Regions from separate parts of the Homo sapiens genome. Here all the other regions are linked to region 1. The links are chromatin contacts, found by Hi-C or POLR2A ChIA-PET in ENCODE. All regions are on one chromosome and are shown on one strand. Each heading gives the region's core, a stretch centred on a gene start or an enhancer-like site at or near the end of the contact. The rest is flanking DNA. Distances are from core to core; before and after follow the strand shown.

Region 1 (3,913 bases), core at 889-3,388:
TATCCATGTCAGATAAAAATATACCAGTCTCTAGAATATCCAACAGAATTGCAAATAAGGCGTTTAGCATTTTAAATTCCCAATGCATATTTATAGAATAGAATTCTCTTGTCTATCCTTCCAGCCACTCGCATCAGACTCTCTAAGAACTTAACCCGATCTCCAATCTTTAAAGAAAAAAGGGGGTAAATACACAGAAGGATTGTTTACCCCGGACAGGGCAAGGAAGCCCGGTATGACGACGTAGGCCATTGCCAGCAGCCTCCACCACGAGCACGCAGAGCGGGGATTTCTACGAAAAATTCCTCCTCTTCCCTATAAAATCCTAAACGTGGGGTCCTCTGCAGCCAACTGCCGCTTGGGCCGCCTCCGGAAAAAGTACCGGGCGGGGGGAGGGGGGACAACCACAAACACTCGCGCGCACACGCTCACTCCGTGTCCGCGACCGTCGTCGCCGGCGGAAAGCGAGCCACGGGAGGGAGTGTGTGCGCGCGTGTGTGTCTCGGCGCGGCCCGCGGTGACCGAGCTGAGCTCTTGGGCCCGCGGCCTCCGAGCCCCAGGGCGCGGCGTGGGCTGCAGGCGACCCGCCACGCCGCTGGGCCTCCCGCGGGAGAAAGGCCCAGGCACGCCCCGGCTCCCGCGCGCCTCTGCCCAACTCGCCCGGGGCGCTGGGGGCAGCGCGAGGGAGAGAAAGAAAGGCGCTTCCCCTCGGCCGCGCGGGGCCGTCCGGCGCCGCGGAGGGCTGGGAGGAGGAGGAACCGCGGCGGCCCGGCTGTCCCTGCGCCGCACCGGGTCCCTGCCGCCCGGGGCGCGCCCTAGCCAGCCCCTCCTGCTAAACTTTTTCTTTTTGATTCGCCCCACCCGAAAAGTGCGGCCCGGGCGGGGAAGGTGGGGGAGGCGGGCGGGCCGGGCTCCCGGCGGCGGCGGGCGAGGAGGAAGTGGTGCCCGCGGGAGCGCGGCCGGGCAGAGGAAATGCCCGGCCCGCCCGGCCCCCGCCCGCGCCCGCCGCCCGGCCCGCCCAGGCCCCCCGCCCCGCCGCGACTTTGGCGGGCCGAGCCCCGCGCGGCAGTGGCGGCGGCGGCAGCGGCAGCAGATGTGGCCCGGCTGCCCGGAGGAGCCAACAATGCGGGGCCGGCAAAACAAAAGGGTTCCACTTCGCCTCCTTTCCCGTCTTTCACTTGCGCTCCCGGGGAGCCGCGCGGGATCCCCCGCCGGCAGGGGCAGCGCCCCTGGGGACCGAGAGCCGCTCACGCCCCGACTTCCCCACGGAACCCCTCTTCTCCGCGCCCCCCCCACCCTCGCCTCGTAGGCGCAAGGCCCGCCGCACCCCGGCGCGCTCGGACTCCTGTTCCCCGGAGATCCGGCCGTATTGTCCCCGCGGCGCGTCGCGCGCTCGGCCTGGGTCGCCGGCGGCCCCCGGGCGCGCACCCACCGGGCTCAGGGAGCAGGAGCCGGGGGCGCCCAGGGAACCGTCGCCGAGACGCCGCCGCCGCCGCCGCCGCTGCCCTCCGGACGCCGCCGCGCTCGGGGTTTCTTTTTTTTTTTTTTTCAACCCTGATGGGAAGGAAGGTGACCGCCTACTTCGCATTCATCAACTCTCATCACAACAACAAAAATCCTGGCGCAAACGGCGGCCAGCGGGCGCAATCGGTGGCGGGGGCGGGCGGGGACCCCCGAGCCAGCGTCCACCCCCGGGCGCCGAGGGGGGACACGAGGCCGGGGGCACGGACCAAAGATGTCCTCGGATGCCGGCTCCGCGTCCTTCGCCCTCTTCCTCCTCCTCCTCCTCCTCCCTGAGTGGCGCAGTGAGGCGCGGGCGCGGCGCCCCCAGCCCGCGGCCGCAGGTGAGGCGGGGGCGGCGGCGGCCCCAGCCCTCCCCCGGGGCCCCCCTTACCTCGTCCCGGACGGTCGGCGTCCACGGCGAAAGGCGCCCACCCTGGAGGCGGCGGCGGCGGCGTCTCCCGCCCCTCCCACCCCACCCGGCGGCGGTGGCGGTGGCGGCGGCTGTGCGGCCCCCCCTCAGCGCGGCATGGCTCCCGGTTCGGTCCCTCGCTCCTCGGGCCGCCGCCGGCTCCTCCGGGCCGCTCCCGAGCCACCTTAAAATGACACACGCACACAGGGACACACACACAAAAACTTAATCTCTCCAGCTCCCCGCCCCTCCCCCTCCCGCCCTCCCCACCCTCCCTCCGCTCCCCTCCCCTCCCCACCCTACCCCTCCCTTCCCTTCCACCTCCTCCCCTCGCCGCCGAGCCTCTTCCTACTTCCCCACCCACCCCACCCCCTTCCTCCGCCCACCCGGTTCCCAATTCCCCCCGCGTCCCGGCCCCGCGCCCTCCCGCCCGCCGAGAGGGGGCTGCGCTGGGGGTCCCCGGCCCGGGCCCGCCCCGCGCCGCGCTCACCCCCGAGAGGATGCTAATTCCAACTTGGATCGGGGGAGGGAACGTCCTGGATGCCGAGCGCCTCCCGGCTATTTGCTCTTCTTTATTTGTTTTCTCCTCCGGGGAAGGAGAAGGAAAACGGAGAGAAAAGGAAAGGAAAGAAGCGGCGCTGGCCGCAGCTCCCGGTACCCGCTGGCTGCGCAGGAGCTAGGCGGGAGGCGAGGTGAGGGTCGCCGCTCGCTCACTCCTCGCTCCTGTTTTTGGGGGGGGGGGGCAAAGGCGGGGTCTCTTTTTGCAAACCAATGACACAACCCCACATGGGCCGGCCTCGCCCCCTTCAGATACTCCTCACTACAAATCGGCTCTCTCGGGGGATTAGTGGCTCCGCGAAAGTGCACACAAGCGCGGCGGGCGGGAGGGCCAGGGGCCGGGCGCGGCGGGCACTCCCTAGCCCGGCCCCGCCCGGGAGGCCCTCGGGAGGCGCGGGGGCCTCGGTGGCAGGGGCCGAGGTCCTGTCGCGGTGGCTCGGGGTCCGCTGCTCCCCTGGCCCTTCATCCTCCTCCGCCCCTTCCACGTGGGGTACCGGGCAGCCGGCCACGTGGGGGAACGCGAGCCCCGGGTGGCCCCGGTCCCATGGGGCCCCGCCCAGCCAGCGGCGCCAACCAGCCCCCTTCCCGGCCCCCGGGCTCCAACTTCCTCCTGGTGCCCCGCACCGGCCGCTTCTGCCTTCTCAGGCCCGCGGGGTCAGGCGCGGGCCGGCCACAGGGGGCACTTGCGCTCCCCAAATCCAGATCCGGGAGACCGTGCCGGAGAGGCGGCGACCGCTGTGGGTGCGCAGGGAAGGGCCCTCTGTGCTGCAAGTTGCAGCAGTGCTGTGCCCTAAAAGAAGCAAAACATTCTTACACATTGAAAAAAAAAAAAAAGGTTCCCTCTTGCTGCCTGGATCTCGCCGGGGCATTTGAGAAGCCCTGTGTTGGGTCGGAGCCCCGGGTCTCGAGGAGGGAGGCGCGCTGCGGCGTGGGGGCCCGCGACTCGGGGTCCTGGGCTTGCGCGGCGGCCCGGAGCCCACGCCGTCCTGACGTCTCAAGGTTGGAGTCTGCACAGCGAGCCTGGGAATCCAGGCCCAGCGGCCGCTCGCGGCCCAACGAGCACCTGGGCTAAATTCCCCGCCCGTGACCCGCGACGTCCGAGCGCCGTCTCCGGAAGGGAGCTGGTGGCCGTGGAGTGTGGGGTCTTCTCCCTGCGCCCCAGGGCCCCCCAAACTCTTCTCACTACCCTGAGTTCGGCGTGCGTCCTCCAAGAATCCCTGGGTGGGCTGAACTGAGCCCTTAGGATCGATTTGTTTAAAAACCCTATTGAGATATTAGGAGCTGGATTGAGATGTCGAGCAGGAAAGGAGTGGGAGGGGTCTGAGGTCCCGCCTTTGGAGGCCGCAGGGACCGCCATTCCGCGAACCCAGCCGCGCGGTGTGGTCTCCTCCATCCCTGAGTGCCCCGCGCCCTGCAGAGCCGAGGAAACTTACAGCCAGGGCC
Region 2 (3,913 bases), core at 783-3,282, 2.7 Mb before region 1:
TTTTCCTCCCATTCTTGGAGCTCCCCTCACATCTCCAGTGGCTTGAAGTTGCCAGAGATGTTTCTGGGCTTGTGACCAAATGACTCCTTTTCTGCTTCTCACTGCTGAGCAGACACATGTGCGCTCACTTTGCCTGCTGAGTCTTGGGACCCGGAAGAGCTTTTGGGAGACAATCACGGACCAGCCCCCTCTTGCCTGCCCTGCTGTCTCCCTCCAAGCAGGAGGTGAGAAGGTGTCCACCTGCAGCCCCGGCCAGGCATCCCTTTCTGTGCTTCTGCCCAAATCTGAAATTCCCCTCTCCTTGGGACCCACGACTGGGGCCAGCCTGCCTGGGGAGGGAATCCCAGCTGCAGAAAGTCGGGACAGTGTGCGTGTAAACATGTTAATAGAAAGCAGCTTTGAGGGCAGACTAGTTCAGCTTCAGTTACAAACTCTTTCCAAATGCGTTTAACATGAGCCACTGGCTGTGCGCAGCATATGTCAAGCTTTCATCCAATGGTGGCATTTTGTCCCTGCGGGGTTTTTTTTTCCTGAGCAGTTTGGGGCAGGGGTGGGGACAGGGAGAGAGAAAAGTAAAAAGAGAGCAGTTTGGTTTCTTCAGGCTGGAGTACAAGGCAGAGGTAATGGGATGTATTGAAGAAGGTAGGAGGGAAAGTTACTTTAGCTACAGCTATTTGTCCAGCTGTGCTGATTAAGAAACTTGGAGAAAAGCATCTTTGGAATCATGTCCTTCCCATCTTATATACAGCCTTTGCAGATTTCCTGCTGTTCTGAGAGAGATCTGAACTCCTTACCAGGACCTTGAGGGCCCCACCTGATTGGGCACCCCTCACTCTCTCTGCCCCTCCTCCCCTTCCCCTCCTCCCCTCCTTTCTCCACCCCCACCTGCTCTGCTCAGACACCCCTTCCTTGGTTGCTTCCCACAGGCCAGGGCTGTCCCCTGGGGCCTTGGCTGTTCCCCTCCCAGGAGCGCCCCTCTCCAGCTCCTCATGCAGCCAACCTTCCTGTCCTTCAGGCCTCTGATTAAATTCTGCCTTAGACATCTCTCCCCACCCCGCTGTGTGAGGTAGCGCCCCATGCCCCAGTCCCCTCAACTCCACTGCCTCACTTTGGGGACACATCACCCCAGGGACAACTGCATTCCACTCTTGGTTTTTCCCTCCTCGTCTATTTATCACAATTTAGAGTCGCCTCACTCATTTGTCAAATGAAGTTCATCTCTGCAGCTGGACTGCGGGGTTGGGGGCACATCCGGCTGTCGGTCCTCAGGTAGGAGGTGCTTGGCAACCTTGTTCAGAGTAGGACGTTCACAGCTGTCTGCCCCGGAGGAAGCAAGGGCACCCGCCACATGGATGGAATTGAGGGGAAGGCACCCGGGGCTCCTGCATCGAGCTTCCCTCCTATATTCAATGAGGAAATGACCCTGCAGAAGGCTGGCTGCAGATGCCCCTGCCTCCCGGCTTTGCCTGCTTGGAGTTTGATGGACACGTGGTCCTGTCAGGGCTACAGCAGGTCTATGGTCTTTGGTAACGGAAAGCGCTGGTGAAACAGTGAGCTTTCCCGTGGGTGCTTTTCCCTGACGCCAACAACCAGGTAAATATTTGGAAACGGCCTTGTTGAGGCTTGTGAGGTGGTTTTCCTCCCTCCCCTGTAGGCCTGCGCCACCCCCCCAACCCCACGGCCACCTTTGGGCCAGATGGCACCCACAGACCTGTTTGAAGTGGCCACAGAGGGAGCCCTCTGGGCGCTGGGGCCGCTGTGTTTGCAGAGGGTCCTCTTACTGCTGAGCTGGCTGGTGCAGTGAGAAGGAAGGCCGACACCCCTGATCCTCATCAAGTTCAGACGGGGGTCACTGCGGGTGAGGGGCCTGGGGCCTTTTACATGTCCCGGGAGCTGCTGAGCAGGCCACTCTTCTCCAGGCCACCAGAACTTGGCCCTGCGCATGGTGAATCTTCCCTGAGTCAGCTGAGTGAGGGGGTTCAGGCAGCCCCCCGGGACATGGCAGTGGCGGGGAGTGGACTGGGGTGGTGCTTGCCATGACTCACGCCGGTTCTCCTCAGGCAACCGGATGGTCAGATGCGCTGACTCAGTGGCCTGAGCTCGTCCAAAAGCGAATCAGAGAACACAGGGCCTGGGCTCACCCGCTGCCCTCTTCTGGAGTCATCTGTCACTCATCCTCATGAAGGAAGCGCCTGGGAGCCTGGAATGCACATCGCACTGCCCCAGCTCCCCTCTTGTTTCTGTGTTTTTCCATTTTGGATTCTTTCCCCCAACGCCTTCTGTACTGGGCATTTTGTGGTCTCTTCTTTTTCTCCGAGAACTCTGAGGGCTACCATTGCATTTGCTAATGATGCCACAGACGGTGTTGACGTTATGAGGCTTCTATTACTGTATTGATTTTTACCATTTTTAGGGGGACGGGAATCAATATTTCATGAGGGAATGTGAAGCCAGACAGTGAAGTAGAAGCTGGCTTTTATTTTGTGCCAGGCTTTGTCCAGAGGCGGGTGGGGACGTGGCTCCTAAGCTCTTGATTGCAGCTCCTTCTGGCTTGGGAAACGTTTCAGTTCCCCAAACTCTCAGAACTGGATCCCCTGTGTGTTCTCTGGCCCGGATTCAAGAACTTAGTTGATTGTCAAGGAAATTCTTTGGCTATATTTTTCTCTTAATATGGTAATGCCTTTTTTCACTCTGGCACTCTCTTTTCAGGGAATTGGATTAAGACTATTATTTATGGGTCTGACAAAGCAGTTCCCAAGTTGTTGGGACTGGATTTGTTTAGGAATGTCTCCTGTCCTCTTCATTGAGGGGGGAATACAAATTGCTTCCATTTGACAGTTTATCAAGTGTGTGACAGAGTATCAGAGTCCAGGGTTGGCCAACTACAGCCAGTAGTCCAAAGCTGGCCCTCTGTTGTTGTAAATAAAGTTTTATTGGGACATGGTCATGCTCACTTATTTAGGTAGAGTGTATGGCTGCATTCAGTCTACACCAGCAGAGTTAAATAGTTGTGATGAAGACCACGTGGCCCGTGAAGCCAAAAATATTTGCTTCCTGGCCCTTTACAGGAAAAAAATTCCCAGCCCCAGTGGCAGGCAATTAACACCTTGTCCTCGAGGAGCTGAAAGTGGCTGGAGGCAGGAATGCTTATAAGAACCAAGCGAGGTGAAGCACTAGGTGGCCGCGGCGAGCAGGAAGAGAAGCTGATTTTGTTTGCCCTTTCGTTTGCCAGAGATTGTGGGTTCTTTTTTTTTTTTTTTTTTTTTTTTTTTTTTTGCAGAGATGAAGCTTTGATCTTGTCACAATAGCAGAGGGAGGCCTTATTTTTGTCTATTTCTCTGTGACATTGGTAGAAAGGACTTTGTCAGAATTCCAAGCTATTTGGCAATTATCCAATTTTGAGATCCTAATGGATCTTTCGAGGTCTAGTTTGTTCATTCTTTTAGTGATTCCTTGTTAATTCCCTGATTTTATAAATGTGTGTTGAACATCTGTCTTGGCCAAATACTTCTTAGGTGCTGAGGATGCAGCAATAGTGGGCAAAGCCATGGGGCTTAAGATCTAGTGTGGGAAATGGGTGATGTAAAGTAAATATGGCGATAAGTACAGTGCACGAAGCAAACAAGTGAAGGGGTAGAAGGTATCAGGCTGCAAAGACAGCAGATAGTGTAGGCAGGGAATCTTATCTGAGGGGGTGACATCTAAGCTGAGATGGAAAGGACAGTGAGAGCCAGCCAAGGAAACAAGTTGGGTGACAAGAGTTGCAGGTGGAGTTGCTTAATTTCCCACTTCTGCTCAGCCTGCAGATCCTGGATCTTGGACTAATTGCAAACTGTCATTTCCTCGTGAGTTTATTAGAACCCTCCAGAACAAGTTTCTGGTTAGCTAGTTTCTCTGTGTGTTGTCTCATTTC
Region 3 (3,913 bases), core at 727-3,226, 2.0 Mb before region 1:
GGTTAGTGAGAATCCGACGATTCTTTCGCTGAACCTCCCGCGTACCCCCCAACAGCGCGGGAGCACGCGGGACCCGCTGCGACGTGGCCCAGGAGCCTGCGCCGCCGCGGCGCAGAGGAGAACGCACAAATTGTATTTCAGCGCCAGGTCCTTCCGGGTTAATGAGCTGACACCATGATTAAAGCTGACCATTTGTAATGTGTCTCGACCCTGCCGCTGAGCCCTGAAGAGGTTAATGCGGTGACGGAGGCCGGCACCTGCCCCTCGCTGGCCTCCCGGGCCGCTGCGCGCACCCCCTGGCCCCCGCCCCCTCGCCTGCCCCTGCCCCGGCTGCGCGGCCGACTCCTAATCAATTAGCCCATTAACGAGCCCCTCGAGGAGTTAAGTAGGGAAGAGTTCTGCCACGGGCAGGGCCGCAGTCGGTAACTCACCGCGGCTAATGATATTATAAGCGCTTTACTTAATAACCCGGGCGCGGTGCAGGCGAGGAAGGAACTGCACAGTCATGCAGTGTCTGGACATTTGTGGGGACTGATTCCAGAGTCTCCACTCACCCTTGGCTGCACTTGGGGGGCACCCTAAAGACAGGGCTTCTGGAATCTCTTGGCCAAGAGGTCTAGAGGTCACAGCTTGAGGGGACGGGGTTGCCTGAGCACTTCGGGCCTTGCCTCACTTCAGTTTCCAGGAAGCTTGTGCAGACGACTGTGGCCCCAAACCGCTTTGCTTGGCTGGGCTAATTCTAGCTCGGGTAACAGCTGATCTAGGAATTAAAGGGGCGAGAGCCAGGGCACAGAAGGGGGCTATGAGAACACAGAGGGAATCACTATTTACTGAGCACCACGGTGTGCCAGGCTCGGTGCTGGGTAGTTTGACCTCACAACAGCCTCTGCGAGGGAGGCACTGCTTCCTCCAATTTTAGGAATAAAGAAACCGAGCCTCAGAATTTCCAAATGTCTTCCCCCAAGATCACCCAGCCGAGAATTGAGTCGAGTCTGCTCAATTCTAAAACCGAGTCCTGTCACCAGTTCCTTATCTTCTTCCTGGGAGTAAGGCGTCTATTTCTGCAGCAGTTCGGAAACCTTCAAAATTTACAAAACAAAAACACAGATTCGCTTAAAACACGGGTGGGCCATGGGCTACCCGGCCAGGTTTATGGAGTACCTACTATGCGCTGCTAGTGCTTCGAGGCTTTTAATCCCTACCTGAGGCAATCCGAGAAGTTATTTTCAACTATGAGGGCAGAGAGGCTTTAATCGGCATGAGTTGTGCAAGTTCATGCAGTGTGTAAATAGTTGTGCCGGAATTTGAACCCAGATCTCTTGACTAGAGGTCTTAGGGCTTCCTCCCTCCCCCTAAAGATTCTGTAGGTCCGTAGAACCTGTGACAGGGATGAGGTCTGCAGACGGGGAAGGGGAATGTCTGCTCCCAAGGCTCCTGGCCATGCTGGAGAGGATGAGCGTCCGCCTGGAGACGCCTGCTCCTAACCCACCTCACCCCCACGCAGGGCGCCACGGTCCCAGGAGTGCCGGCTTTGCCCGCCCACTGGGGCTAGAAGGGGTGGAGGGCTGGGGGAGGATGGTGGAGCAGCCTGTACAAGCCCCTGGGAGGCGCGGAGACCCGTCGCCTGCGGAGGCGTCGAGCCACTCCAGCTCCGAGTCCCGCACCGCCCCTGCCTCTGGAGAGAAGGGTCCAAGGGGTCCAAGGAGTCGGAGTTGCCGCAGCCGCCAGGAACCCGGGCTAGAATCTGCAGCTGCTTTCAGCCCTGGCTGCCCCTGGTTAGACGCCGCTGATGCCCGCCAGGCCCTCGGCGCGCTCTGGGGGCGCACCGGTGCTGTGTGCCTGGCCGGAGCGTTTTGAAATTTTCCGGGGCCGCTCGGCGGCGCTGCGATTGGCCGCGTTCGGGTAACCTCTATGCAAATGAGGCCGCGCCGCCTCCGCGCCGCCGGAGACCCGGCGAGTTGGCGGGCGAGGAAGGGGCATTTGCACCGGGGCTGGGCGGGCGCACCCAGAGCCAGGCGGGCAGGAACCCCTGCGCAGCCATCCGGTGCCTGCATGTCCCTGGCGCGGAAGGGACGCCTCACCAGCCTCGGCGCCCCCTCCCCCTAGATTTCCTCCCCGCCCCTCCCCACTGCCTGCCTGCTGCACCACCTTCCACCCAGATCACCCAGATCGTCTCTAAAGGGAGTTCTTGGTTTCCTTCGATTTCTTATGAACCCAGGATGGGCAGCAAAGAAGATGCGGGCAAGGGGTGTCCGGCGGCCGGTGGCGTCTCCAGCTTCACCATCCAGTCCATCCTGGGCGGGGGCCCCTCGGAGGCACCGCGGGAGCCCGTCGGCTGGCCAGCCAGGAAGCGCAGCCTGTCCGTGTCCTCGGAGGAGGAGGAGCCGGACGACGGCTGGAAGGCGCCCGCCTGCTTCTGCCCAGACCAGCACGGCCCTAAGGAGCAGGGCCCCAAGCACCATCCCCCCATCCCTTTTCCTTGCCTGGGTAAGGATCGCACGTCGCCAGTGTGGCAGCGAGCGAGCGCGAGGGGAGGGAGGCTGAGCGCCCCGCCAAGACTCCCGCGCCGGGCCCCCTCTGGCCAGAGCTGCGGCAGCCGGGGGTTCGGGACCGCGGGGAGAGGGGCGCGCACTGTGGTGCCTCCTCCGCCCGGTGGGCCCCTGGGAGCAGGCGAACACAGACCCGTGCCGGCTTGGGCTTCCTGGGGAAGGTTGAGTTGTTGAGAGAGTGGACCACAGCGAGAGGGACACGCGGCCGGCCTTACACCCGGCTGTCCTCAATCACTGCACATCTGGTACTTTCTTTCCGGACACGAGGTGGAGATCTGCAAGTCGGGTCTGGGCAGTCTGTCTCCACCGTAATCTCTTTCTGAGTCTTCTTCCTCACTCGCTCCGTATCTCTGCCTTTCTCTCTCTCTCCTCCTTGGAATGATTAGCACTCCAAGATGATTGACAATGGTGCATTTCAGAGACGGTTCCTCTTTACAACATTTGACGAAGGGGAGTCCTGCGTTAGTCCTTAGCGTGATTTCCAAACAAACGGCCTGTGAAATGATGCCACCCTATAAAGCTCGAGGAACTCTTCCAGCTCAATTACCACCAAGCAAATTCGCCTTTTAAAACCATGCTAATGTTTCCCCCTCCAGACCTCCTCTCCCTGTTGCCCCTGGCCCATTCATAAAGGTGGGAGCACAGAGACCCCATACTCCAAGTAGCTGGGTCCCTCTCTTGTCGCTTTTAAAGGACGGGGTGCTGGGTTTGGGGGGCCAGTGAGAGGGATAAGAGGAGGGGATTGGTAAGGTGGGACCAAGGCTGCAGGCGCTTGCCAACCGCTTGGTCCCAGGGAGAGCTGGCGGTCTCCGAGGCTCCCCAACCAACTCCATGGCCTTTCTGTCTGTTCTCGCTCCTCAGGTACCCCCAAGGGCAGCGGAGGCTCGGGCCCGGGCGGCTTGGAGCGCACGCCTTTCCTCTCTCCTTCGCACTCGGACTTTAAAGAAGAGAAAGAGAGGCTCCTGCCCGCGGGCTCGCCCTCGCCGGGGTCCGAGCGGCCGCGGGACGGCGGCGCTGAGCGGCAGGCCGGCGCGGCCAAGAAGAAGACGCGCACCGTCTTTTCGCGCAGCCAGGTGTACCAGCTCGAGTCCACCTTCGACATGAAGCGCTACCTGAGCAGCTCGGAGCGCGCCTGCCTCGCCTCCAGCCTGCAGCTCACGGAGACCCAGGTAAAGACTTGGTTCCAGAACCGCCGCAACAAGTGGAAGCGGCAGCTCTCGGCTGAGCTGGAGGCGGCCAACATGGCGCACGCGTCGGCGCAGACTCTGGTGAGCATGCCGCTGGTGTTCCGGGACAGTTCGCTGCTGCGCGTGCCGGTGCCGCGCTCGCTCGCCTTTCCCGCGCCGCTCTACTACCCGGGAAGC

The links. Hi-C counts contacts between places; a loop is a spot of excess contacts on that map. ChIA-PET counts read pairs that join two places held with the same protein, here RNA polymerase II (POLR2A). Pooled maps may share reads with other maps.
Region 2: a loop to region 1 is called in a map of ascending aorta, with 9 times the contacts of the local background. The contact joins the enhancer-like site here to the promoter of CTBP2 in region 1. A Hi-C loop is called at or near these places in 1 of 168 maps with a recorded cell type or tissue (ascending aorta). POLR2A ChIA-PET finds 5 or more read pairs at or near these places in 1 of 52 experiments (AG04450).
Region 3: a map of CD14-positive monocyte shows a loop between it and region 1 (6-fold over the local background). The contact joins the promoter of HMX2 here to the promoter of CTBP2 in region 1. A Hi-C loop is called at or near these places in 2 of 168 maps with a recorded cell type or tissue (CD14-positive monocyte and naive thymus-derived CD4-positive, alpha-beta T cell), 1 of 37 single-sample maps with no recorded cell type and 10 of 50 pooled maps. POLR2A ChIA-PET finds 5 or more read pairs at or near these places in 1 of 52 experiments (Panc1).

What each region holds. Positions count from the first base shown.
Region 1 is chr10:125,158,425-125,162,337 of GRCh38, forward strand. It overlaps CTBP2 (C-terminal binding protein 2), which reads right to left and starts at 2,139. Exons shown (of 11, transcript NM_001329.4): 1 at 1,895-2,139. RefSeq lists an enhancer at 2,910-3,519.
Region 2 is chr10:122,492,984-122,496,896 of GRCh38, forward strand. The region is part of intron 3 of HTRA1 (HtrA serine peptidase 1); the gene reads left to right. Among named protein-coding and RNA genes, the nearest start is that of HTRA1, 33 kb to the left of the region's middle. RefSeq lists an enhancer at 1,474-2,673. Within about 2 kb of position 2,033, at least 13 of the 41 ENCODE cell types and tissues checked have a DNase peak (open chromatin) inside an H3K27ac peak, as active enhancers do; they include ascending aorta, where a contact is called at or near this core.
Region 3 is chr10:123,146,160-123,150,072 of GRCh38, forward strand. HMX2 (H6 family homeobox 2) reads left to right here and starts at 1,977. Exons shown (of 2, transcript NM_005519.2): 1 at 1,977-2,487; 2 at 3,411-3,913. The coding sequence starts at 2,220. RefSeq lists silencers at 1,847-2,166, 2,557-2,686, 3,794-3,913.